Regions from separate parts of the Mus musculus genome. Here region 2 is linked to region 1. A link is a contact called in ENCODE POLR2A ChIA-PET data. All regions are on one chromosome and are shown on one strand. Each heading gives the region's core, a stretch centred on a gene start or an enhancer-like site at or near the end of the contact. The rest is flanking DNA. Distances are from core to core; before and after follow the strand shown.

The links. ChIA-PET counts read pairs that join two places held with the same protein, here RNA polymerase II (POLR2A).
Region 2: POLR2A ChIA-PET joins it to region 1 with 12 read pairs in embryonic stem cell. The contact joins the enhancer-like site here to the promoter of Ube2b in region 1. POLR2A ChIA-PET finds 5 or more read pairs at or near these places in 4 of 5 experiments (Patski and embryonic stem cell).

The regions. Positions count from the first base shown.
Region 1 is chr11:51,997,621-52,003,367 of GRCm38, forward strand. It overlaps Ube2b (ubiquitin-conjugating enzyme E2B), which reads right to left and starts at 2,871. Exons shown (of 6, transcript NM_009458.5): 1 at 2,673-2,871; 2 at 198-278. The coding sequence starts at 2,716. It also overlaps a transcript of Cdkl3 not described here.
Region 2 is chr11:51,802,819-51,808,565 of GRCm38, forward strand. No RefSeq gene overlaps it. Among named protein-coding and RNA genes, the nearest start is that of Sar1b, 42 kb to the left of the region's middle. Within about 2 kb of position 2,909, at least 3 of the 3 ENCODE cell types and tissues checked have a DNase peak (open chromatin) inside an H3K27ac peak, as active enhancers do.

The DNA of each region.
Region 1 (5,747 bases), core at 1,621-4,120:
TAAATGCCCCAGACTCAATAAAATGTTTCAAGAGCTGGATATACAGCTTAGGGATGGGAGCACAATTAGCACAGGAGGCCCAGGGTTCTCAAAAGATGTGTCCCCGCCCCACACAAGTGAGTTTCAGAATCGGCCTCAGCCTCTCTCCCCAGTGCTTATTTACTTACCTTTTCTGAGCAATCCCTAGCTCAACTCACCCAAATATAACTGCATTCCACTGCATGATGTTGTTTTCAGATGGGGCGCCACTGACCCCCACAGGTGGGTCCTCTTGCAATCTAGAAGTCCAGAGTAGTCATTTTCAGAGTTGAACATATAGGCCAGTGAGGTCAGACTCTCCTGAAGCTACTCTGACAGACTAGCTAGACTGACTTGTTATAGTTGGAGCTGAAATGAGTTACGATCTAAATGAATCAACCAGGTTAATATTCGTATTAATACTACCAGATCTGTAAATTCTTCAAACAGCAAGATTTAAGATATGGTCTCTTGAGGAACTCGTTTTCAGAGTACCCTCTTAACCCACTCAAAGTTTACAATTTTAGCAATGAAAAATACTTTTAGATAACCTGCAACTACCAGGTGGTAGTGGTTGTCCACACCTTTGGACCCAACACTTGGGACATAGGTGAGTGAGTTGGAGGCCAGCCTGGTCTACAGAGTGAGTTCCAAAACAGCCAGGGCTACACACACAAAAAACAAACAAACAAACAAAAAAACCCTGTCTCAAAAAACAAAAACCAAACACAACAAAAACTTACAATTTTCGTACCTTAATCATGGAAGGATCTCCAGTCCTAACTACAGACACTACACAACACAAAAATGTAGGAAATCTCTATACACTAAATGACTTAAAAAAACAAAAAACCTCAATTTAACTAGAAAGCAAGTCTTACTTCATGGCCTGTGCTTCAAACAGTGCCTTTCTAAAGTAGTCAGAAGCTCCAGCTAGCTTTTCCAGCAGGCTCTATTTTAAAAACTCTGCTCTCAGGCCAAATATACCTCAGGCCTCCATACAATGCTTTCAACAGACATCATCAGCAATTTCATGTAACCTCAAGATCCTTGGAAAACCACCAAAGGCACCTTGTACTCAACTGGGAGTCAAGTACAGAAATTGCAAAAATGAACAAGAGATAAATAATAATAGATAATGTATTATCCATAATGGAAAGTTTTATTTGTGTATCAGTTACAGAGCTAATCAAATATAGTGACTTCAAGCATTGGGTGACTTTTGCACCAAAAAGGACATCTCTTTGTCTGGCAGATCATTAATAAAAAAAAAAAAAAAAAAAAAACAGCCTGGCAGTAGTGGCGCACGCCTTTAATCCCAGCATTTAGGGGACAGAGGCAAGGGGATTTCTGAGTTCGAGCCAGCCTGGTCTACAGAGTGAGTTTCAGGACAGCCAGGGCTACACAGAGAAAGAAACCCTGTCTTGAAAAACAAAAAACAAACAAAAAAAAAGCAAGCAAACAAACAACAACAAAAACCTGTCCATCTCACAAAGTATGTTGTGATTTTTAAGTGGACACTTGGCAAACTGGTCAACCTCAAGCAGATTAGGTCACTAACAGGACTGAGAGGGACGAATTTACTGCTTCATTCCTCAATTGTGTGGCTAAAATCAGCAACGAATTAAATGATGAAGTTGTCCAGGTCCCAAGACAATAGCTTCCAAATGCCTCATAAAGGGCTTTTTTTTCTCTCTCTCTCATAAAGGGCTTTATAATGGGAAAGTTGAGCAGTTGCTTCCTGAGAGGCAAATCTAAGTTTTTATATTACAGATTTGTCTCAATCACAGCGGGTCTGCCCAGAAAGAAAACTAGTATCTAGTCTACTGTTTCTGCACTTGTACGTTTCCAAGGAGAGGTAAACAACTGGGAGAGGTCATCTTCTTCCTTCAAGCCCCACATTTCCTATAAACCCCTATTTTCCAAAAGGAGGCCCAGGTGGAGTATCAGATTAGCTCCAGTCTGACGGAAGGCATTTTTCCAGGCTGGGGAGGCTATAGATAGGCTTTTATTCCGCGGCCAGATCTTAGTTCCAGAAGGCACTGGCAGGCCAAGTGGCTAGCTCCAGGCCCAGGTTTCCCGAGCCAGTTCTCAAGGTCCTTCCAGGTGGGCGGGGGCAGATCGGGTTTCGGGGGATGGGCTAACCACCTCCGGACCTCGCGCAGCAGACCCCACCCTCACCACTGCAGAAAGGGAGAGATTTGGGGCAGTATTCACCCCAACCTCTCACTACCAACAGGAGATCACGGGGCCCTGTAACAAAGCTGGACTGGTCCGCCAGGCGAGGCCGGAGCCTCAGGAGCAGCTCACTCGCACCACCTGGGGAGGGGACACTGCAGGGTGCAGAGGCGGGAGGTGAAGCGTCTGCATCTGCCCTAGGTGGGCCTCTGGGACACCTAGGCCCAGCGATGGCCACCTTCCTACTTTTGGGGGGGAAGGGCAGGAGGCTGTAGTACCGACCATCTTTACTCCAGACAGAGGGAGGTATGAAGCGAGGGAGTAAGAGCCACCGGGAAGCCGGGACTGCCGTGGGTCCCGCAGGCCCACTGCCCGCCTCCTCAGGGTCACCAGGAGGAAGATATCCGGAATCCCCGCCCTACAGTCCATGGCTTCGGGAAGAGGCCGTCATATTGGGCTAAGACGAGGGCCCTTACCGCTTGAAATCCCGCATGAGCCTCCTACGGGCCGGGGTCGACATGCTCCGCAGCTGCCCCGCGGTCAGTCTGAAAGAAAAGAGTCCCGTTCAGCCCCCCCACCCCCCGGCGCAGCGGCCGAATCACTGTGGGTCGCCGCCGCCACCGAGACTGCACAAACAACCCTGCAATGACGTCTCCCTCCGCCGCCTCCAGATCCCTCCGCCCTCCGCCAGTACCACCGCGGGAGGGGGGAGAGGGGGCGGGGCGAGCGGGCGCGCGCGCCGCACCGGAGGGGCAGAAGGCGGCCTTCCGGGCTTGTTGCTTGCGGGCAACTACGGAGGATCCGCTCCGTGCTCACGCTGAACACGGCCCGGCCCAACGCCCTCGGAGCCCACACGCTACCTCGCCTCGCTCCCCCCGTCGCTAGTTTCAAGTTCGGCCGGACGGGGAGAGAGTGGTGCATCCGGAGCCTGAGATTTCGGAGGAGAGGAGGTGGGGGGGGGGGTGACGTCAAGTCACGTGACCGCCAGCGCCGCTGTCAACAATCCACCCCTGAGGGGGAGGGAGCGAAGTATCTAGAACCACGTGTGCCTGTGACGCCATCAGAGCAGGTCACGTGATGGCCTAGCCTGGCTCTGGTTTCAGGTCTAACAAAGCAGGTCCTTGAGTATAAGGAGTTGACACCTCTAGTCATACATTATTCTTTTGGTCCCAAAGTACTGGGGCTTTGCAAAAGGAGACATTGTGGAAGGAGCCGCTTGCATTCTGAGTCTTTTAAAACGGAACAACAAAAAAAAAATCTGGACTTAATTCTGTGTTTCAAGTGGCTTAGCAACTCTGGTACGTGGGACAGGTACTGAAAGTGTGGCAAAGCCTTGTAATGAACGGCTTTGAATGCTAGGTCGGTGCAAATGAGATGGGATTAAGGGCATTTGCATCAATAGCCTGTTCCTGCTAATGGAATTTCCATACTTAGAATTTATACAGAAATGAGAGTGGAATAGATTGCCCAAACCTTAAAGACTCCATCTATGGAGTCTTTGAATTGGAATCTGTGAATTTGCCTGCGGTGGGGCACAATTGTGTTTTTCAAGAAGTGAGTGGGTGTGATTTTAGAGCATATCAATGCTGCTGGTTGTCAAAGAAACCTACAAAAATGATTCAGATCAGGGGAGAGATCCTGCAGACATGGGTGGGAGTTAGAGCTCGACTCTGAGGTAACTCATTACAAGCTTTATACAATAGCAAAGAGGGACCAAATGGACCGGAAGTGCGGTGTGGGGGGTTGATTCATAGCCGATTCCCGAAGCATTGACCACCACAGCCCCCAGCTGGCTCCTGGAATTTCCGTGCTCAGCTTCTAGCCCTGTATTGGGGATTTGTTAGTTCTAGGGACCGGAACAGTGTAGTAGATGCGGAATTCTTTAACTCAAGAAGGGGGAAGCGCATGAGACTCCACTGCTCACTCTTTCACATGGTTCCATGAAACCAGGAAGGGTTAACCTTTTTCACTGTCCTTATCCCTTCTTCCTTCAAACAATTCTCTTGATTTAAAATGACCTTGAGAACCCAGCGTCTTGGTGCATCCTGCCAATCCCACCATTCGGAGAGTGGAAAGGATCAGGAGTATAAGGCTAGCCTCAGTGAAGCAGGATGGTAGCCACCCTAGGCAGCCTGAGCGTCTCATCCCTCCCCGCCAAAAAGTAACCTTGAGGATTGTCAGGTATGTCTTACTCTTGATAGCCGCTGCTGTGTCCTCACAATGTGACTAAGCTAAAAGTTAAATATTCTTACCTTTACGTTTCTTCTCTTTGAGTTATTCCGTAGAACCCCAGGGCCTTAGGTAGCCCTGTAAAATGTTATTGAAAAGGATGCAGCGCACAAGCACAACTCCAGCACTGGGTAGACAGGGGACTAGAGGTCTGCAAATTCCACCGCACCTAGAGTTGGGAGAGACCTTGTCTTGGGGGAAAACAGGCTTTTTAAATCCCCTGGGCCGGTAACAAGTGCCTGGGCTTTTTTAAATTTCCGTCCAGCCATACCAATGTTAATCTTCCTCATGATCAAGAAATACATAGAGTGAAATGGCAGACGCTTTTTAAAAATCTCATTCTGTTGCTTATCTAGCAATTTATTACTTTAAAAAATGGACGGGATAGTTTTTAATATCCAAAATGAAATGTTTTGATAAATTGAATGCTTCCCAAAAATATAGAGAGCAGAATGTTAACAAAATTCACACAATTTCATGGCCAGGTGGCTTGCTGGAAACCTACAACCGCAGTCTTAGAACTATAATTTCACTTATTAAAACAGGGTAACTTGCTATGTAGACCAGGCTGGCCCCAATCTCACATAGTTCTGACTTCCTCTCTCCTGAGTGCTGGGGTTAGGAGTTAGTTTGTGATGACAGGGGCTCACTAATTCATGCTTTGCTCCTTGCAAATATTTAGTTCATAACAAATCTTAAGTAAACATATAGCAGGTCTCACAACATTCTTATTTATAGGAAAAAGAAAAATCCAAGCCAAGTGCCCAGCCCTCCTAACTCTCAAGCTCCAAAGCCAGGCTCTAGCAGTTAGTAGCAAAATTGCAAAAATGGAAATGCGTCTAAACTGTTTCTCTGTGTAGCCCTGGCCGTCCTGGAACTCGCCTGCCTCTGCCTCCCAAGTGCTGGGATTAAAGGCGTGAGCTACCACGCCCGGCTGTTTTTTGTTTGTTTGTTGTTTTTTAAGATTTTTTTTTTTTTTTTTTTTTTTTACAAATACACTGTAGCTGTCTTCAGACACACCAGAAGAGGGCATCAGATCCCATTACAGATGCTTGTGAGTAACCATGTGGTTGCTGGGAACTGAATTCAGGACCTCTGGAGTAGTAGTCAGTAATCCTAACCGCTGAGCCATCTCTCCAGCCCTAAACTGTTTTTTGTTTTTGTTTTTAAAAAAGCAAACTAGTTTCTTTTTTACACTACTCAGCACACTCGTTGTGCACATTCATTTGTGTGTATAGGTCACAAGACAACTTGGAGGAGTTGGTTCATTTTCCACCACGTAGGTCCAAGAAATTGAACTCTACACTTTGGGCTTCGTAGCC
Region 2 (5,747 bases), core at 1,659-4,158, 190 kb before region 1:
CCCTGACTCTTACATGTTGGCTGTCTCTCTGTCCCGTACTTCTCAGACTTGACCCTTCTGCTTCCCCGGCATGGTGGTATTAAATCCTTCTTCCCTGGCTTCCCTTGCCCGGGAAATCTAAAGTCTTGCCTCCGTCTCCCTGCCTACTAGTCACCGGCAACTTTATTTACCAATTAGAAATAACTGGGGACCGGGACCCGCAGCGTCTTACACGGAGGAGTCTCCGTTCTTGAGCAATTTGGGAACCCATAGTGCAAGCATTAAACCAAATCCACCACGCTCTCCTCTCATCTTGTGAATTCTGACGTCAAACTCAGGTCATCAGGCTTGGCAGCACCGTTACCGCTAAGCCGCCGGCCCTCACCTGTTTCTCTTTTCTTTTCTTTTCTCTTCTTTTCTTTTCTTTTCTTTTCTTTTCTTTTCTTTTCTTTTCTTTTCTTTATTTATTTATTATATGTAAGTACACTGTAGCTGTCTTCAGGCACTCCAGAAGATGGCATCAGATTTTGTTACGGATGGTTGTGAGCCACCATGTGGTTGCTGGGATTTGAACTCAGGACTTTTGGAAGAGCAGTCAGCGCTCTTAACCGCTAAGCCATCTCACCAGCCCCTTCTCTTCTCTTCTCTTCTCTTCTCTTCTCTTCTCTTCTCTTCTCTTCTCTTCTCTTCTCTTCTTCTCTTCTTCTCTTCTTTTTTTTTTGTTTTTTGTTTTTGTTTTTTTGTTTTTGTTTTTCAAAACAGGGTTTCTCTGTATATCTGTATAGCCCTGGTTGTCCTGGAACTCACTTTGTAGACCAGGATGGCCTCGAACTCAGAAATCTGCCTGCCTCTGCCTCCCGAGTGCTGGGATTAAAGGTGTGTGCCACCGCCACCGCCACCGCCCAGCCCTCACCCATTTCTTACCCACCATAAGTTCTTTAGGTTCAGTACTGATTCCAACACGAACCTTGTATGACACTTGTTTTCTAAGCTAAGATTAGAGCCATCGTCCACAAGGCTCACAGACTAGCAGACCAGAAAAGCTTATTTGGAGTCAGGACTATCCTCAAAATGGCAGACTGGCCTTTGAGCTTACACACTGACACGTGTGTGGTACTGTGGGAACTCTGGTCTGAAGTAAAACTAGAACATACGCTAGGCTGAACACAGTTCAGTCGTAGAACAGAAACATGACTAAGGCTCTGGGTTCGATCCCCAGCAAAATACAAATAAAAATACAAAAGTAATAAGTGACTATGTTACAGACAAGCTGAAGTTACTGAAACAGAGGCAATGTCTACCTGAGAAGCACCTGACTGAGCCCTGAGGTGAGACTCTTGATACAGCTGAGATCATATCTGACCAGTCTTCATATTAACCCCTGGCCTGGGACTGGCTAGGCCTGAACAAGATGGTGCAGTCCATCCCATGTGCAGGGTATAGTAGAGGCACAGGAAAGGTCACCCTGGAAATGACTGCATTCAGAAAGGTGGCGGCAAGATGCTTCGACTGTTAGAAAATTGCTTCATGGCTGCCTAGTCAAACTGAACTGGACTAGATGTTTATGCTGTGAGGACCCTAGAGGATCGTGAATAGGATGCATTTGGGAGGCTGGCAGCTCACGATTGTAATCCTGTGACCCTAACAGTCTTTACAGGTGAAGCTGGTCTAGAGACTCGTCTCTGACTACTCTCAGGCTATTGAAACAAATGAAACAAGGGTCCCAAGAAGGAAAAGGTTGCAAGCCCTGGTGCTGGCTGAAGGAAGAACTTGCCTCCTGGAGAGAGATTTAATTCTGACAACTGTTAGCCCACCTGAGAGGACAGACAATGATGGGTCAGGGATGGGTGGACCACACTTTGACCACAATGGCTTAGTTAAGCATGCTTCCTTCTTGCTTTCTATTCAAACCTAAACCTCATGTCAGGGCTGAAGATGGATTTTGGGCTGGGGGTGGAGGTCACTAAAGCTCTCTATCTGCTTCTCTTCCCAATGTGGCCACACCAACTAAATCTCCTTTGTCTGTTTTCACTAATGTCTATGTATTTAATGTACTGTGGATGAGTGGCAGAGCCTGTGGTGTTAGCCCTGTCAGAGCTCAGGCTTTGACCAGAATTACTCTACTCACAATCCCAGTATTGCCACAAGTTTAAGACTAGCCTGATGGGCTGGAGAAATGGCTCAGAGGTTAAGAGCACTGACTGCCCTTCCAGAGGTCCTCAGTTCAATTCCCAGCAACCACATGATGGCTCACAACCATCTGTAATGGGATCTGATGCCCTCTTCTGGGGTGTCTTTAGACAGCTACAGTGTACTCACGTACTTTAAATAAATAAATGAATCTTAAAAAAAAAAAAAAAAGACTAGCCTGAGTGAGACCTTATGGGGAGAGAGGGAGGGTTCCAGCTGCTGGAACTGAAGAGAAGGCTCAGTGCTTAAGTGAACTTGCTGCTCTTGGTTCTGGCACTAAAGAGTCCAACATCCACTTCAGTTCTCAGGTTTCTGTGAACATCAAGTGAGAGTTTCCTGCCAAAAGACTACATTTCCCATCGTCCCTTGCAGCCAGACCAAGGAGTTCCTGGAAGGGTGGGACTACAATGTAGCTGGTAGTTGTTTCCGCCTCACAAGGAACTGGAGTACTGTCTTCTGTAGGCATTTTGGCCACCCAGACGTGGGTGATGAAATGCTTCTTCACTGTGAATAAACACGGTCTCACTTAAGGTCCGACCAAACCTCGCTCTTACCCCCTTCAACCTCTCTACAGGAAGTAACCTGACACCAAGCACGTACAGGTGCACGTACATGAGGGCAAAACACTCATACACATGAAATAAAAATAAATAGTACCTAAAAAAACCCCTTCAGCTGTTGCTTAGGCCAACACATACCTACAGCAGCCTTGTCCGCCCACGGATCCTGGCAGGTGCCCAGCTGGGGACACTGTGGAGTCTCTAGTTAGGACGAAGAGTCTCACCTGGGGAGTTGAATTTAACTCAGAGGAGGCATTCTGGCCGCACGCCCCACTCCCCACCCCCTTTCTCTTCCTCCTGCCCGGGATTGGAGAGCCTGGCTACAGGCTTGTGTGGTCCAACTTCTCTCCTTAGAAAGTTGTAAGAAAGCCGCACGGTGGTGGTGCTTACTTTTAAGTCCAGCACTCAGGAGGTAGCGGCAGATATCTCTCTGTGGGTCTGAGGCCAGCCTGACACACAGTGAGTTCCAGGACCGCCAGGGCCACACAGAGAAACCCTGTCTCCAAAAACAAGTAAACAAGAGACACCCACTTCTGCCACATGGGCTCTGACTCCCTCTCTTCAGAGCCGTCTGACTGTCCATGGCATTTAGTAAGTCTTATGGCCTCCAAGTACAATTTCTGTCTCAGTGTCCTGTATCATATGTGAGAGAATTGAGGGGTGGGGATTAGGAATCGTCTACCCTGCTCCTCCTTAGCTCCCACAAACTAGCCAAAGTTGGATTCCACCAAAGTTCAGCCTAGGGAGCCAATGACTTCACTAAAGTTACTCACAGAGTAAGGATGAGGGGGTTGCAAAGGAGTATGGGTGATCTCTGAGAAGCGGCACTAGAAGGTGGGCACAAAAATGAATGGCTTCTGTGGTTGTATACATGGAGCCCCCTTCTTTCAGGTCTTCCAAGCCCCTCCTGAAACCCCCAAGGCCACACACAGTTAGGAAAGAACACAATTATGATCAGCTAGAAGGAGTATCTGGATAGTCAGGTGAAGGTCCCAAGACCCTCCATCCCTCCTCCCATGGGGAAACCTCAACAGCCAACAAGCTCAGCTATGCCTTTGGTTGTTTAATGATATTTTGCAGAGAAACCCATCAGCATGTCTGAAGGCAGCAGCCCTTTGTCTTGGAAAACAATCCTTTATAACAACAGCCAAGACCTTTCTGGAGACAGGAAGATGATTCTTCAGCAAGGAGTGGCCAGAAGCTGTGGCTGGAGGCAAGAGCTACGTCTTTGCAGCCCAATATCCCAAACAACTGATACCAGAACCAACTAGCCCCTTGGATTCTGCAAATAGCAGTGGGTAATGGGTGTTATGGGTGGTTTTTTGTTTTGCTTTGTTTTGTTTTGTTTTTTGTTTTTTTTTTTAAAGATTTATTTATTTATTATATGTAAGTATACTGTAGCTGTCTTCAGACACTCCAGAAGAGGGAGTCAGATCTTGTTACAGATGGTTGTGAGCCACCATGTGGTTGCTGGGATTTGAACTCCAGACCTTTGGAAGAGCAGTCGGGTGCTCTTACCCACTGAGCCATCTCACCAGCCCCTTGTTTTGTTTTTCAACAAGCTACTTTTCTCCCTTGTTTTCCTCTGCACATCTCTGGCTGACCTTCTGAGTCTCAAGTTGATCATAGCAGTCAATCCCTAATCCAGATTCCTTTCCCTGACCTGCTCTCAGGTTACAAGGTTTCAGGTGCCCTGGTGACCACAGCTGAGGAAGGCCCGAGCCACTCAGAAGGCTGGCAGCTGGGTCTCTTTGGCGCAAGCAGCTGACTGTCACATACACCTCGTCTCTCATCCCCACCAGCTGTTTCTAACTAGCCCCTGTCAGGAAACTGCACAAGGCTGGTACCTGCCCTAACCCCAGACCACAGTTGTCCTGGCAGGCTTATGAAGAACTCAAAAACAAACAGGGCTGGCTACCAGCTCAGATTCCAGGAAGTGCAAGTTGGTAAACCCGGTTCCTCTGGGCAACCGCCAGGTCGCTAGCATTCTTTCCCTCAAGACCTTTGGAAAATCATCAATTTGTCTGCTTTGTAAGAATGTGGTGTTAAAGGGGCTGGGAAGCTGGCTCAGCGAGCAGGTACAGACATGGTCTGCTCTTGTGGCGGCTCCTTTGGCTCTCAGCGTCCACTTGGGGCAGAGTACAACTCTCTGTAACTCCAGCTCCGAGTGACCTGAAACCCTAGGCACAGGGAGCATGTGTGCCCACACCCACACGTTGTTGATCATATGTATGATCAAAAGAGAAAACAAATCCACATTTTAAAAAGGATTTGGCTGTTAGGGTGCAGCCCAGGCCGCTGCTCAGGCCTCTTTCCGGCAGCAGCCTTGCCCTCTTACACAGACCAACTCTGGCTAACAGACTTCCAGAGACCCAGTTTGCACCTGGCAATTGACCACACATTCTGCTCTCCACCCTTTTCCTGGCCCCTGTAAGGGAATTTGAGAGTCTTGCAGTAAAACCACTCCCACCCTCAGAACACTAAGAGAAGACCCCCTCCTGCTTCTGCTATGCAGACCCTGATTCCTGTCTTCGGAGCCCCCATCCTGATGTCTGTAGTGCTGACTGTCTGCCATGGCAGGAATTAATTCTTCTAATAAACTTTGACCTCAGCAATCCATCTCAGTGGGCTTAAATCCACCTCTAGGTGATCTCTTGGCCACCCTGGATAAAAAGATCCAGGCAGGCATTTAGCAAACGAGGAGACGGCAGCTCCGAAGGGCCAGAGCGCAGGCCTGCACTTCTCCAGGAGCTCGAGGCCCACAGGACTCTTTATTTCTAGCGCATTCATAGTAGAAACCCACAGTCTTCTTTCACGGTGCATTCAAACACACCCTGGACACTCCGATGGCCACATACTGTCTGGTGGAAGCTCAGCAGGGAGGGGAGAATGAGTAGAGGCTATGGACTGAATACAAACTTGTGGACCAGCACAAGATAGCCTTGAAAAGGATGCCACTCAGATCACAAGCCTCAAAACCTGCCCGAGAAGGCCAGGCCTCATGGATGTCAACCTTCA